2 separate regions of the Homo sapiens genome follow, and region 2 is linked to region 1. The links are chromatin loops, found by intact Hi-C in ENCODE. Cell type or tissue: GM12878. All regions are shown on one strand. Each heading gives the region's core, and the rest is flanking DNA. Links, peaks and the distances in the headings are about the cores only.

What was found. A loop is a pair of places that touch in the nucleus more often than their neighbours do. Peaks named below come from ENCODE experiments on the same cell type or tissue, not always from the same donor. Only the 100,000 strongest peaks of a DNase experiment are listed, where the experiment ranks them.
Region 2: a loop joins it to region 1, with 2.0 times the contacts of the local background. A loop is called at or near these places in 2 of 110 quality-filtered maps.

The regions. Positions count from the first base shown.
Region 1 is chr1:74,575,134-74,583,480 of GRCh38, reverse strand. ERICH3 (glutamate rich 3) reads left to right here. Exons shown (of 15, transcript NM_001002912.5): 13 at 6,545-6,586. It overlaps ERICH3-AS1 (ERICH3 antisense RNA 1), which reads right to left and starts at 6,051. Exons shown (of 3, transcript NR_121671.1): 1 at 5,972-6,051. In GM12878, for the core only: no CTCF peak of the experiment used is centred there; a DNase peak (open chromatin) is centred at 3,840.
Region 2 is chr1:74,677,913-74,686,259 of GRCh38, reverse strand. No RefSeq gene overlaps it. Among named protein-coding and RNA genes, the nearest start is that of ERICH3, 8.3 kb to the right of the region's middle. In GM12878, for the core only: no CTCF peak of the experiment used is centred there; a DNase peak (open chromatin) is centred at 4,679.

The sequences.
Region 1 (8,347 bases), core at 250-8,249:
AAAGAGACCACATCAACATACCTTTTATTGTAGTATATTGTTATAATTTTCTATTTTATTATTAGTTATTGTTGTTAATCTCTTATGTACTTAATTTATAAATTAAACTTTATTATAAGGAGGCATGTATAGGAAAAAGCATAGTATATATAGAGTTTGATACTATCTACTGTTTTAAGCATCTGCTAGGGTTGTGGAATGTATATACCCTGCAGATAAGGGGAGACTCCTATACTGTAAAAACAAACAAACAAACAAAACCCCTGAAGCCCCCAAGATATACAGTACATTGAAGCTCTTGGATGATTTCTTGAACTTTCCTTCTTATGCCTCTGCATATTTTCCTCTTCATCTGCTCTGGCCGACAATGACATCTAAAGCTTTACCATGGAGAACTGGCAACTACAGGACAGAAATACTGTGGCTTTGTTCTGCCCCCGTTTACATTGTTTTAAAGGAGAAAAATGGCCTAGAGGATGTGTAAAATTGTGGGAGGGTCAGGGGAGAAAAGAGAAAGAAAGAAACAAAATAAGCACAGAATTACAAAAAAATCAGAAAAGAGAAAATGCTACCCTGCAACTATGTTTGGCCTGAAAAATTACAACTTTCATCGTCATCATTCTAAATATTTTTTTGTTAAATCAAAGTTTATGGTAAAAAATACCTGAAAAATTCCAAAATATTCATTTAAACCACATAAATAATGCTTCAAAATGATCATAAGAATGTTTTTTGTTTAGTAAATATTTAATATTTCAATTTGCATCTTGACTAGTAGATATTAAAGTATCAACTTTTACATCCCACTTGTGATGGCCTGAATTTTCATATGTTATTTGATTTGTTTCCACAAAAGCAGTTGAATTATTGCAGTGAGTTTCTAAGTTTCTACATTAACATAGCAGCAAGTGATATGAAGGCTATAAATCGACTTTTAGGGAGAATGTTAATTAGAAACACTGTGAAATTTATGTCATTTGGTAATATGAATTCAGGTACCTGATTTTTTTTCCCTGTTGTATTTTAAATGAGGAAGAAAGTATAAAAATAGCAGTTTAAATGTTTTACAAAGTTTAAAAAGTGTGTTTTTATATCTAAAGAAGGTACCATCCAGATGTCACAAAATCCAAGGAATTTGCTACATGAGGGCAAATTAGAGAAAGACATCAGGAGCTATCTTGTGTTTGTTTCCCATGAGAAAGAGGAGCATCCTCATAGAAGTTAAAAAAGAAATCATCCTAGACTTAAAGGATTAGAAGAGGCTGGAAGCAGGGGTGAGCCGTGAGGAAGTAAAAAGCCGGTGTGCTGGCCTCTAATTGTTCAGTGTTCTCCACTGTTGCCACCATCCCAGGAAAGCTTGTGAGGCAACACCAACAAAAAGTCAGCTACACTGGTGGGTAGAGAGTCTTCTCCCCTGAATTCATAGAGGCACTTCCATAACAAAGAAGATGGCAATGTCAAGACTAGAGTAGCTGTCTAACCAAGCCTGGAAGCTCTTGCAACCACAGAAAAGTAACGCAGTGAATTACATTTCTGCTAAGAGGGTTCAAAGCCCCACTTTCCTTTCCTTTCTCCTCTAGCTCTTTGGTCACTGAATTGGAATTGGAAACTATTTCAGCTTAACGTTTTTGAGGAAAATCTGCATCCCAATGGGATTTAAGAGCATTCAAGAAGCTATCCACTCTCTTAGTGGAAAATACAAAATGAATAACGCTCATTTGTATATAAATATAAACATCAGTCCTTTTCATAATACATAAGGACATAGAAAAAATGATTAATATAATTTAGAAGGTTGGTTTATCATGTAACTATTATTCTCCATGTGCCTTTTTTATAGCAGCACAGAGCAGAATTTGTTGAATCCACAGTAAATGATAACAGTGCAATAAAGCTATAAATTATTTACAAAATATAATTAACTCTCACCAGAAAAATTGAAAATTTAAAAGCAGTACTCTAAATAATTCTTGGATCTAAGAGAAAAAAATTCACTGGATAATTAATTAATTGCAATTATTAGTGCCAACAGGTGGTATTTGTAAGGTGACCAATTTCTCACTATAGCCTCAAAGAACCACCCCACTCACACTATAACAACAACAACAAAAGTAATAAACCGCAATGGAGAAATACTCATAATCAGACTTTAAGAAATGTATAAGAAGGAAAAACCTAACACATGGGCTTAATAAGAAAAATATGCTATTCCACACAAAGCAGATGAAAAAGAAATATGATAAATGGGAAATCACTCCAACTATTTGAATAGAAGACTAAAGATGATGATAATTTTTGCCAGATTAAATCCAAAATTTGTTGTAGAACATCTGCAAATCCTAACAATAATAGTTTGGGATTTGAAAAAAATTCATTAATTTGGAAGAAATAGTACTGAGTAATGTGAAATTCTTTGCAATAACAGAAATAACATACGACTATACAGGAAAACAAACTCTGGAAGAAATATTTGCCAGATGGATATGACAAAACATTTATGTTTGTATGGACATAAAGATGGCAACAATAGCCATTGGAGACTACCAGGCGGGGAAAGTGAAAGGGGGCCGTGGATTGAAAAACTACTTATTGGGTATTATGTTCACTGCATGGGTGATGGGATCATTTGCACACCAAATCTCAGTGACATGTAATTTACTCATGTAGGAAACCTGCATATGTACCCCCTGAATCTAAAATAAAGGCTGGAAAAAATGATTGATGTCTGTAATACATAAAGAGTTCTTACAAATCAATGAAAAAGCAAACATCATAACAGAAGAATGTACATTGTATAGCAGGAAATTCACAAAAGGAAAGCTTGCTACTAATATTGACAGCTCTATCCTTGCCACCACTTTTCAATTACTAAATTATCAAATAAAGAAAGAATTGGTGGAAATTGTGAAAATAGTGCAGGCACATAGGACTTTCAGTCATTATTGATGACATTGTTCATCATACCTCCTTTTTAAAAGAACATTTAGAAATATGTATAAAAAGCTTCTAAAAATTCATAGCAATTCATATTCCAGGAATGTGTCCTAAGGGAATAGTCAGAAATATGTGCAAAAATGATTATAAGTAGTGTTTAAAATAGCTTTATAATCACAATTGAAATAGCTCAATATTTAACAATAGACATTGATGAACCGAAATTTAGTAAGACTTTATTATAATGTTTTATGTGTTATTGAAGAGTCTTTTAAATTTAATGATATGGGAAAATAGTCACAATATATTGCTAAATTAATAAAGTGGGATATTAAGGGCTACCTTTAGTAAGAATCGAGTAAAAAATACTTGGAAATCTATTAAGATGTTAACTAGTAGTCTTCTCTGAGTAGTGAAACTATGATAATTATTTTCTTCTTTGTATCCTTTAGTTTTTTCAAGCTTTGGATAATCTATCTAAATACTGTCTCCATATTTAGGGAAAATACAATACATATTATTTAAAATATATTTGTTTTTATACTAAAAAGCTGACATTGTAAAATAAGAATATTTTGATATTTAAAAAAATACCTTAAAGTATCATTATATCATTTGAGTGAAAAAAAAAAAGCTGACTTTCTAAGAAATTTTCTGTGTGTGACAATTCCATTTGGCAACTAATGCTGTGAGAACTGACAATCACCTTTGCCTCCAGTGGTCACCTTTATTGATAGGTAAAAGACAGGAGCCTTAGGGGATGAAGGGCTAAATACAGAGAGGCAACAAAGTGATATGTCACATTGCTGAAATGGGAGTCTCAGCATGCACAGTCCTCTTTTACTATGGGTGGAAAACAGTTGAGGTTAGACACCAGCCAAGTTCTTGCTTTTAAGTTTCAGTTTCAGAAGAACATCTGAGAAAAAACGACCAAGTGAAGCCTTTTCTGGTTTCACACCTAGTAAGTCCTTGATACTTAGGCCAGCATCCCATTCTTGCTGAATCTGAAATAGGCAACACCTAACTATACAGGCTCTCATCTACTTCCGAAGGCTAATCCTCCAGGGGCAAGCCAGCAGACGTGGGCAAGTGGTGATAACATCCCTGAGACAGAGGGACTACAAGCTTCACTATCATTTCTGAGTGAGTTTTAATTTTCAGATGATGTTAGTATTGTTTGGCTTCTTATAGTAGTCTTTTGGTTCAGTACCTGCTAATTGCTTATTGTTTATTATTAATATTATAGACTATATTTTTATACCCTGTGGACTACTTGGAAAAAGCTTTGATGTCTTAGCACTGATGGAATGAAGCTTCATGTAATTGCCAAATAAATTTATATGCAAAACCTAAAACATTGCTTATTTGAACTGTCTAGATATACAGTATTCACATTATTATAGTAAAATGATATTTAACTCATGTATTATGTTTGTCAAGTTTCTAAAATGAAAACTTGATAGTAAATCCAACTATTACATCATTGTCTTGAGTCGATATAATCTCTAAACTCTTATTGTAAAAAACTTTTGTTATATTGGATGAATGAAGAAAACTGAGTTCAAATATTTTTAAAAGAGAATATATTTGAACTATATTATTCCCCTTTTTCATTTCTGTTTGTCGTCCTAATATTGTTAAGTCACAATTTTCCCTCCAAAACCGATTTAAGGCAGGTATTTCACTATTCGTTTCCAAATACAGAGGGGTCAGTAAGTAATTACCCCTTAGCAGTTCACTTTAAACTAAGCAAGAAACTGCATTCCAGTTCTGTTTTCTCAAAGTAAATCCGTTATATCCGTTGTAACAGAATATCGGGGGAGGAGGAAGGAAGGAAGGAAGGAAGGAAGTAAAGAAAGAAGGAAGGAAAAGGAAGGGAAGGGAAGGGAAAAAGAAGGGAAAGGAAAGGAAGGAAGGAAGGAAAAAAGGACAGAAAGGGGGGAAAAAGGAAAGAAAGGAAGAAAGGGAAGGAAAGAAGTTAGTTTCAGAAATACTATGTTCTTACCCCAGAAGACAGATCTAAGTCTAGTTTTATTTGAAATAACTTTTGTTAACAAGGAGGTGATATAATGGTAATGTCAGGTATTTATGGAATTCACGATATGGGTAATCAGATGATAAGCAAGGGATGTAGAAAGGGAATTGTCAGAAACTAAAGACAAATTTAATTGGCTTTACACTTTGGCCTAGAATCATACCACACTGGGTGATGACACTTAGAAATGCCCATCACCATCATCATCATCATCATCATCATCATCATCATTGCTGTTATTATTAAGTGCCTAGATACTTGCTAATAAGTGGAAGATGAAGATGCTCTCTCTATATTATTTCATTTAATCCTCTCAAGAACCATTGGATAGATAACTCTTTTTGACAGACAGATAAACCAAGGCGTTGGCTTAGGCCAAAGCATTTACTCAATGTGATATGGTTAGTATGTAATATGAGACTTGAATTTAGGTCTCTGTGATCCTGAAGTCTATGCTAGTAACCAACTACAGATAACAGGAATTCAGGAATTTCTACAATAGCTTTTACTGTCAAATTTATAGGAATCGTGTAATAGCTTTTTTGCTTCTGTCCCCATGGAGTGAATATTGGGGTCAAATCACTAAAATCTACTAATGGATGAAATGCTCATAGTTTAGTCAGCTCTAGTAGTTTTAGCAATTTAGAAAAGCAGTGATGATTGGTGTCATAAAAGCCATAGCACACGTTCCTAGAAGGGAAAATGCAACTAAACTGTTTTTTTCAATTATTTCATTGCATGTGCATTTGGCAAATCTGTCACTGCTCCTGGCTGCTCTCTCTCTCTTTTTTTAATGCAAGTATTTCTCTGCATGGATTTCTTTACTTCATGATCTTCTGTTGTGTATTGTGTTTTCTTTTTGAAATCATAGCTTGGGAGTTGTTTATGCTTCAGAGATTTTTAAACCAAGGCTACCTTTTAATGTAAATGCACTTAAATTGACCCCACTTATTTAAATGATGTGAAATAGCTCAGCAATGTTCCCATGACCTGTTTTTATACCTTTTGATATTTTATGTGACCTCCAATAAGCTGGACAGATAATAACAGAACCCTTGGCATTGGGCTACCACTGCCACTGTGATGCTGAGTCTGGTGTCAGCAGTGAAGATGAGGGTGGGAAGCCACCGAGGAAGCTGGAGGTTGACACAAGTGGCAGTAAGGGCACATCATTACCTAGGAAGAACCTTCAGAAATCCTCTGCAAAAGACGGCCTGTTTCCACCCTTCCTATTCTTGTTTCTTCCTTCTGCCACTTTTTTTTTTTCTTTCAACTAAGGAATAGAATGGCCAGAAGTAGTTGACAGGCCCTAAGGAGAGCTTCACAGCTAACATCAGGTATAAATTTATTATTATTTTTTGAATATATTGATGTCTAGGATTAAATAAAAGAACATTAGATTATACAATACTGGTAGGAATTTTCAGATCAGTCTTCTTTCAATAGCCTGCCTCCCAGATAGTTGAACAGCTAGGTGAATTTGCCTTAACTGACCCAACTGGAGAGATGGAGAACCATGGTACATTTCACAGTGATTCATTTGACCTTTTTTTTCTTTTTTTTTTTTTTAACTAGGAAAGGATTCATTGCCATTAGCCTATGTCCTGGCTCTTGGTGGTAAGTATTCCATCTGCAAGAGGTCCAATTAGAGTGATCCAACAGACCATGACTCATAAATCTGGTCAAACTTCCCATGTTCTTGAAATCACTAGGCTTTCTAGTATTTATTGAATGACTTTTAAGAAGTGTGCTTATTTGAATATATTTATGTGTATGGTGGCAGGAAAAGGTATTCATTTATTCATCATATGGTCACATTATCCCACCTTCAATTTTAGTAATTGTCATCAAGCACTGTGAGGCATTTGAGATTTTACCCTTCTTTCAAGCAACAACTTAGCCAGCCACAGTTTTATGGATCATGGCAGAAGACATAAGACACCTGAGTCAGAGAAAAAGGACTTTATTGTTCATAGCAAATAGCAGTAGCCAGAGTACCTGTATTTATGCTGGTTCCCTGAGCTCCATTTCTCACTTGGCAACATGAAGAGGGCCAGGTAACACTTGATTGTGCAGCGGGCTGACTTACAGGAGAGGCACCATGATCTTAGAGAACCCATATCTTTTATAATGGGCATTCAACTAGAGGAACTCAGGTGCACCTTCCCAAATATTTATTCTGCAATGCAGAGATACTGGTTGTTATTGATCAAATTGTATTCAAGCAAGAAAATCTAATTATTTGTAAGCAATGAAAGGTGTGCACAAGGAAGATTATTAGGGCTTTCTTTATGCCAGGCACTATGCTAAGCATTTTACATAAATTATCTCATTTACTGTCAAAGGATTCTGTGAGTACAGCATTGCTATTCCCATTTCATGAATAAGAAAATGAAAGATTAGAGAGGTGTTATTTCCCAGTTTATACAATTAGTAAATGGCAGAGCTGGCGTTTTTTACCCAGGTTAGTCTGACTTCCAAGTACACACTCATTCCACTTCATCAAATTGCCATTGTTTGTGAATATTGTTTGCTCTCTTATATTAAATATTTTTTCAAAAGCCCATGGGGTTACCATAAAAAAAAGTCATGTTTTTATACTAATATTTCTTAGAAAAGCTTCAATTACTCTTTCTCCCTTGCTTGAGGAACGTCATGTCTGACACCCTTATAGTGTTGTGTTCATATAACATCTCAGCTGGATGCCATTAGCACTTTCTCTCCTAGAATTTAGGCATAATATATTACTACATGGTGGCTAGGCAATTTTATTTCCCTGTTTCCCTGAATGTTCTTTAATTAATCCATAAATTTAGAAACCAGATTAGAAAAACAGAAGACTTTCTTTAAATGTTTTTATAACTGACTTTTTAGTATACTTTCATGCAGGAATTTGAATAGCAACAGATACACTATTAAAGAGACTTGACACACGTTATTGTTTCCTATTGTTTCAATTTAATTTTGTTTCAAATACGGTAATAATCTGTAATGAAATAAAATGGACCATATTCTCTCAGGTGAATTGGCTATATGTTCTGTGAACAAATATTTGATTCTACATTTTGCTTTGGAAGCTTTTAGGTAAAAGTTAGGAAATAACTGCTGTGATAAGCAGAGGATGACCTGTAAAGTCAACCTCAGCCCTATTGATAGACCTGAAATTTTTATTTTACTCCTTTGAAAGGAGACATCACAAATTACCTTCCAAACACATTTTAAGGGAAATGTAATATCAGCTATTATTGCTTTACCTCAAAATGCTTTATCATAATAGCTGGCAAGAGACTGAGGAAATGCAACAAACGATAACCGTGTTTTGTGTTAGAAGCGGTAATGAAATGGTAAGACAGTCTTGGATGGGGTATAAAGTAGAGA
Region 2 (8,347 bases), core at 119-8,118, 100 kb before region 1:
AGTCACTCTAATTGAGCCTTCTTCAGATCTTCCCACCAGTGTAGTTGTTCCTACTTTTCTTTGTCTTCATTTGCCTGATAGATACCTGCTGGTTCATATGGAGACATATATGTGTGCATGGGCTTCCCACTCGCTGTTTTCTGAAGGTCAGGCCTTCCTTTCCTGAGTAGGAAGCCTATATTCCTACTCTGTTGTCATAAACTGGAAGCCAGTGGGCAGAATTCTAACCATAAATATTATTTATTTGGCTTCCATAATGTTCTAAAACATTTTTAAAAATTCACTCAATCTATCTAGCTTTTCAGTGTCTTTGGAAAAATCAGAATCTGTGGCAACCCTAGAAGGCATTTCTAGAAGGTGACATAGCTTCTGAGTTCAGAAGCAGCCAACTATTAGGCAGACCGTGCTATAGGACTGCCTGCCATTCCCCAGTGTCTTAATATTTTTCTTCCTCCTTTGGTTTTCGATTCCTGGTTTAAGACCATAAGGAAGAAGAAAAACTTTTCAGATCAGACACCTCTCTCACAGTGGATTTGGCAGAACTTATTAATATACAGAGCAGTATTAGGTTCTTTATTTCTACTCTCACTCCTCTCTCAAATTGTGATTCTTAGGTCTTCCAGGAATAAAAAATAAAACCAGCCCTTTAATAAAACATAGAATTTCTGTGGCTGTGCTTGCTTAGCTACATGAGACCTGACAGAAACTTTGAAATGCATACACATAAGGGCTGGATCAAGCACCTTCTATAAAGCCTCAACCTCCTTCCAGGAGGAAGGTAATGGGAGTTCCTTCTTCCAGGACTGGTCAAGGTTAGTAGGTTTTGATACCATCATATAAACACAGAGTTAGTTTCCTAGAAGATGCCTTATAATTCATTAAGTTCAATAATACTCCATGGAAGGATATCCTATAGAGTATTTGATTCCTCTTCTTGATCACTTCTAGAGATAAAGTGTTTCTCTATTATAAATATTATCCATTTTTGGACTTGTCCCCTATAAAATGGGTCTAAAGTATTAAACTATGCCCTTTCTCATAGGGTTTTTGTGACAAGATTTATATTTGTTGTTTGGTTCTGGAAAGTTGTGTCTTTTCCTGAGCCAAAACTCATCTCATACCTTCTCCTAATTATCTCCCATAGATCTTCTCAGTCTCTTCCCTCTTCTGCATAGAATCCTTTCTAATATTTTATGACATTGCTACTTTCCATGGTCCCAATCATGTTTACTTTAGACATCACCAGTTATTTCAATGCTTTCTCCTATGGAATAGTTTCTAGAGTGATCATCATTTTAATAAATTTATATTTTATATTGTGTTTTAAAAGGAAGTTCTTTTGTTTTGGAACGTTGAATGTCATACCTAGCAGTAAACTAAACATGCTTTTTTCTATTTAATTTCAGGAGAGCTTGCACAGACAGAGAAAGTAATATGTGCCAGTAGGTCTGCTGAATTGCACAATCAACCATGGGGGGCATCATTCCCATCATGGTCCATGTAAACAGTATACTCTGTAGTTGTGCATGCGGTGTGCAGCCTGAGTGACCCTACATAGAAGTCCCTGACACATCCCAGAGAGAAGTACCAGACACATATGCAGAATAAGCATTAGCATATTACCAATTTCCAGGGTGTAAGAAAGAAGGCAAGCAGTTCATTGCAAGAAGGAAGAAGTTGGTGGTATGGATTTCATTGGGGTGAGCTATAAATGTTTTGAGTTCTCCCTGTTCCTACACCTACCTGCCATGCATGGGAGGGAATGCTTCCCTGCTTCCCCCTCGCATTAAACCAAATGAAGAGGGTTTTCAGAGCATAACTCAGAGAAAATGGTCCTTGCCTCTGAATTTGGAGAATGCAGTGAAAAATATGTACTTTGAGATATAAGTCTGTCATATAAGCACAGTATTCCAAACATTATCGGTTTGATGCAAAACACAAAGGAACTTTTATATCTGAGAGCATAAACCAGTACCACATTGATAGTTTTAGTTACCATGTCACAAAATTGCCTTATATTCCGTTTCCAAGCAACTAAAATATCCAGGTATTTCCAGATGAACTGAAATTTGGTCACATATATTGATACTTTATATGGGCAAATAATTTTTTGAAAATGAATCTGAAGCAACTTGCTACGGAAGCAGCATCCCTGAATGTGAGGATTTACAATGCCTTGGTTTGCATCTTACCTCGTTTACTTTGTTGGCCAATCATTGATCTCTCTGAGCTTCAATATCCTCATCTGTACCTTGAGAATAATGCCTCCCCCAAGGAATTGTGGAAGTTAAATGAGATGATTTGTGTAGGTTGTTAGCACATTGGAAGCACTAGATAAGTACAAGTTCCCTTCTGCCTTCTTTGATGACACCCACAATTTGTGATTTTGCTCATCTCCAACCACCCTCCATGGGACAATGTGACACAGGGATTGAGAATGGTTGCTAAGGAGGAGGAACTACTTATAAGCATGTGACTTCAGGAAAGTTTCAATTCCCTGCTTCTCAGAACCTTTCTTTGTAAAAAGGGGGAAACAATAGCTTTTAAGCATAAGATGAGACATGGCACTTGAAGCATTTGGGCACAGAGCCTGGCACACATCATATGTTCAGTACTTTTTAAATTGTCATTACTCCTCCCCCAGCGACCATGACTATAGTGGGGTTTATTTGCTTTGATGGCAGGGCCCAAAACTGTCCTTCAGAAATCTGACTAAAGGGTGTCTTTGAAACACTATCTTTGTTTTGTTACAACTGAAGAGCCTTTAAATTAGTTAGTCTGGAAATCAATAGCCGATTTCTAGCAGGGGAGGTAGAAGGAAGGATGGCCACAGCACTCCATTTTGAAAGTCTGATTCATTTTGACCCACATCGTCTACAAAGTCTTCTGCCAATTTCTCTGAGAGACATCCTCCCCCAAATTCTAGGTGATCTGTTCTGTTCCTCATAAATAACAAGGTAACTTTGAGTCTGTCACTTTCATTTCACCTGTCAGCTCTTCCTTTTATGGAATTGACCTGAAGAGAAGTGGCTTTCCTCTTCTTTTACCTGAATTCACTCTCTGGCTGGTTCCTCTACTAACACTACATTTTTTGCCATCCTCCCTTGGTCATCACCTACAATGTTTCCTGCTATGTTACTTCCCTGTACCTCTCAGGACTACAGGGGACAACCTGGGTTATTAGGAGCTAAGCTGCAAAGAGATGGAGAAATGAAAATTTACACTTGTACTGGCCAAAATTTAAGATTTGGGATATAGTAGTGTTTAACAACCTTTTTATAACTAATGGGCCCTTGTATAATTTTTTTGAACTACTATGAATGTAGTGTTTCGATAAAGATTACTTTTATGCAGGAAAAACAACAAATAATGTCTTCCTATGAGAAAGCCAAATGTACCACAATGAGATGACCCACTATAATTATTATAAAAAAGAAAAAAGCAATTTTTATTTGGCTTGGGCCATCTTGCCCTATGTAATTCTCATTTCTTTTAGGCTTGTGGAAATCCTGAGAATAGGTTGCAAACCCATATTATTACCTTAATAAACCCTTAGGTGTTGGTCACCCTAGGTTGGGAATGACTGAGCATGGCTTTAGCTGGAATTATGAAAGCAAAATCATTTAGTGATAAAGGTGCTTTGTCTGAAGAATATAATAATTTAAAATTCTAATTTATTTTCTTTTTATTTGTTTTTTAATGTTATGATGTTTGTCTTAATATCATAAATTCTCACTTATTTAATGACAGATTAGCTGCATTCTCTTAACAGAGGTAGCATGGGGAATAAAGCAAGAGCTTTGAATCAGAAGGATCTGATTCTTCCACCTACAAGCTGATACCTTCATCAATCTGTAAACCTCTCTGAGGCGTAGTTTCATCATCTATAAAAAAGATCAAGAACACCTACTTTATAAGATTGGTGTGAGGATGAGAGGTGATGTATGTACAGGGAAGATAGTGACTGGCACAGTGTAGGTGTCTAATAAAGTGTAGTTATCATCATGAAGATGGATAAATTACCATTTTTGAATGCTTGCTATATACTAGGCCCTCCTCATTTTCTGATTAGAAAATAGAGGCTTTGGGAAACTAGCTTTCTCGAAATCACATAGCTAATTTATGGCTGTATTCATCACCACAGGCCAGCTTTGCTGTGATAACCAGCAGCCCCCAGAACTGAATAGTTTTAATCAGCAAAGATTCATTTCTCATACATGTCATGTCCATCATGGGTTTGTGTGTGGCTCTGTGCCACATCATCCTCAGTGAGGAGGATAGGCTGAGGAAAGCACCAGCATCTGGAATGTTGCTGGTTACTGGGGCCAATAAAAGAAAGATGAAGAATTCTGCGGGATCTCTTAAAAGATTCTACCCAGAAGTGACATGCATCACTTTTCATATTTCATTGGCCAGAACAAGTCACATAGCCATCCATGCCTAACATCAAAGAGGTGGAAACATACAAGCCTTCCCTATAACCCAAAGTGATAACATCTTTAAAGTGATTGAATTCTAATTCAAACCTAGATCGCTGGTTTGCATATGGACAAAATAGGGGAACTGGAACCTCTTACTTCTTCTTAAATCCATTTTTCATAACATGGCCTTTTTGGTACATCCGAAAAAAATTCTCAGAATTTACAATATCACAAGCATAACTACTCAACTCTTAAGTGCGAAGGTATAATGCCAAGAAAACTAGATGAGATTTGTGGGTTTTCTACTTCTTGTGATTATGCATAATGAAACTATGCACCTTCCTTGTCGACTTTGCCTCTTTCTTTTTCATTTATTTGCCTTTTAAGTGAGTAAAGTTGTATATTCCCCTCTCGACTTCCTTTCCCTACTTACAAAATATTTCTCCACATCATAGCACACTCCAGTGTTAACCACTTTGCTTTTTCCCCTTTGGCTTACAGCTTAAGAAATAGCCTTGTTTGCTTTGTATGAATATGGAACACATTGGAACAATGAGCACCATAACATTTTGTGCTTCTGATTCCAATGTTGCAGAACCTTGGCTCATCAGAGCATTTTTCTCACGTCCTGTCTGACTGACCGTTTAGCTCAGGGATAAAAGCTCCCTAGGGTGACAGACTTGCACAGGTGCAGAGAATAAACCCTGTTGTCATGATTCTTCCTCCTCAACCAAAAGGTGGATTTTGATGTGGCCTTTAACTGAGAGAAAAACTTATTGAAAAAGTAGCCCAGAGGAACGAAGAAACCCCACAATTCTGATCTTGGGTCAGCTATGGGGATCATATTACAAACTGTCAATTTATCAAGGAATCCCCAGATTTTTCTTTTCAAGTGAATCTGCGGAGACTTAGGAGCATGGTTGTGCTATTTTAATATGCCTATTTATTAATTTATTTTTACTGCTTTGGGTTTTCCTGCAATTCACCAATGAATAATCCCTCTCTCCAAACTCCCACTCCAGAAATGTGTTTTTCTCTTTGTATTTTCTTTGATGTTTATTCCACAACTTCCATTGAGTTATTGTCTTTTATCATAACAAGAAATTCTCATTAGTTCTGAATTTGTTATCACTCCAACAGCAACAAAACTTTTTTTAACCTATGTGCCCTTAGGGAGGAAGTGTTGGCTAAGCAATTTACTAGTGAAAGCATGCTTGTCTGGAGAGTATTTAAGTCCTATGAGAAAAATCTATGAACTCCTTTAAGGGTGCTTATTTCCATGAAACTAATATGGTCATTACCAAAAAGAATCTTTACCTATCAATATCTATGTCTTAAAGTCCCATCAGGTGGCATTTCCTTAATCAAGTCTGAGTTACAACATGAATGCGTAAGTAATAAAGTTATGTTTATTCTTTTTTTAAAGGTAATATAGGTCACATGGTTTTTTCTATGAGCTTGAGTATCATCTACCTCTCAAATGAACAATCCTAGTCTTCTGTTCGAGACCATGAATCTACTTATAACCTAAGTTTAAGAATCATAATTTTCTTGTCTATACAATTTAATTCAAAGGTTGTGGAGAGGAACAGAATAAGGCAATTCAGCCAGCAGTTTATGATGCAGGAATACTTGAAGACCAGTGCTGCTATGCTTCCATGGAAGAGCCAACTCAAAGTCATTTAAACCAAATGAAGCTATAAAAATGTTTTGGAGATGGTGGCTCTTAAGGGTGAGAGGGCATGGAGTATACTATTTACTCTGTCAGAAAACAGATGTGTGGTAATGAATGAAATTCCTGCTCTTCAGTTTTGTTTTTCACCAGCCACATTATTGAGTCACTGTGAGTGATGAGGGTTGGGAGAAGAACAGTTGGCACAATTGAGAACAGCTTTTATTTGAGATCAGTGACCCTGCATTTATTACCTTCTCTTTGTGAGGTTATGTCTTCTTACCTCTTGGATGTGGGAAGCAATACAGCAAAGTGTTTAAGAGTGCGGGTTCTAGAAACATAGACAACGGGATTTGAATCTCAGCTGTGCCACTTAGTAGCTGGTATTTAATCTATCTGAACCTCAGCTTCCTCATTTGTAAAACAGTGATAAAAATAAAACCTACCTTACAGGTGCAAAGATTCAATGAGTACCTGATATTTAGTAAATGGTCAATGGATATTTTCTGATCTTGGGCCAGGTGGAGCCTTAGTTCTGTGAATGCCAAGTATAATGTCTATTTCTAATGGCAAACAGTAGTGTCAGCCATCTGTAGCTGTTTCAGAAACACTGGATCAAGTAAGCTAACCTATTCTTCTATTGGATCAGGCCATTGTGATGGCTCTACTAAGTTCCTCTCCCAAAATTCAATGCCTGTTGTTTAGAATGCATTTTTGGCTAATGGTGGACAATCACAGACATGCTGAGCTCCTTAATATCTCTCAAGTTCACTCATACATGGGTGGCACCAGAGCCAAAGAAATATCCTTTTATTACTCTTTTTATGTCACATTTTTCATGTCCTCTCCTCCAATTGGAGTGTCAAGGAAAACATGGATTACACTCTTTCTATCATTGTTCAAGAAATACTTGTTAAATACTTTCTAAATCATGGTAATTTCATTGATACTGAAGGAAAGAGCAGAAATTTATGCTAGGGTTGGAGAAGAGTAGACGTGAACACCAACAACACAGTGTGTGGTTAGGGGGCAAGAGTGACACAGACAATCCACAGTAGAAGAGGAGGCGACCTTGAAGCAGCAGCTTGACACACCTAAGCCCTGCTTGAATCCCATTTCCTTGATGAAGTTTTCTCCGCCTACCACTTCTCTTTCTTCTCTCCTTTCCTCAGTTCCAAATCACAGCCTCCATTCATGTTCAGATTACAGAAGCAAGGGCAGGGTCTACAGAGACTAGTTGAGTCCACCCTCATCTGGAGAGGCTTTGATGGGGAGTCTTGGCTTGGGGAAGACTTGCCTCTTTTCCCCAACTTCCATCTCCCCAGCCAACTCTTACGTATCTTTTTAGGGTCATCTTAAGCCCTGACTCTTCTGTGAGTTCTTCCTGAATTCTCTAGAGAAACATTTTGGGGTGGGGTGGGGAATGTATTTATCAGAAATATAATTATTGGAAAAAATGTAAAAATAAATGTCCCTTATTCTCCTTGGAGGTCTCTTAGTAGTTATTTCTCTCCAATGATCTTTATGTTTCTCTCTTCTTCTTTTCATCTTGTCCAGTCTCTTCCCTCTCCTCGTATAGCATCTCTGGGACAGAATGGTGAGAAATAATCAGGGTCTCAAGGATGGAAGAAATAATAATGTGGTAATTGTGGAGTGATGTTTAGCATCAGAGACAGTGGGTACATAGCTGGACCTGTTGTGGGGTGAGGGGGCAGGAACATTAGTTAGAAGACACCTTACACACATTTGCATCACAGCATTAGGCTTTTTGCTTTGTCATTCTTTGCATGTCATTTTACCCAATAGACTTCACATTTGAGGGAAGATAGGAGTTCTGTTCATCTCTGAGACCACAGGCTTAGAAAATGTCATTGATTTCCCATGGCCACTAAATAAGTCAGTTGACTGTCCCTATTCCAACTGATCAGTTTGCAGATTTGATGCAACTGAAACATAGGGATAGAAAGATCTGGAGACAGCTTGCCTATCCATGTTGTTCAGAACTCTAAATTAGGGATGCACATTTGAGTTAGTCACTCTATTCATTGAATATGCCTGCTTAGCCTTTCCTAGGTCTAATGCCATGCCTCACTAAGTGGATCACTGGAATTAAGCTTATTGTCTTAGTCTGCATGTGCTGCTATAACAGAATATTAGAGACTGGATAATTTATAAAAAATACAAATTCATTTCTCACTGTTCTAGAGGCTGGGAGTCCAAGATCAAAGTACAGGAAGGTTTGGTGTCTGGTGAG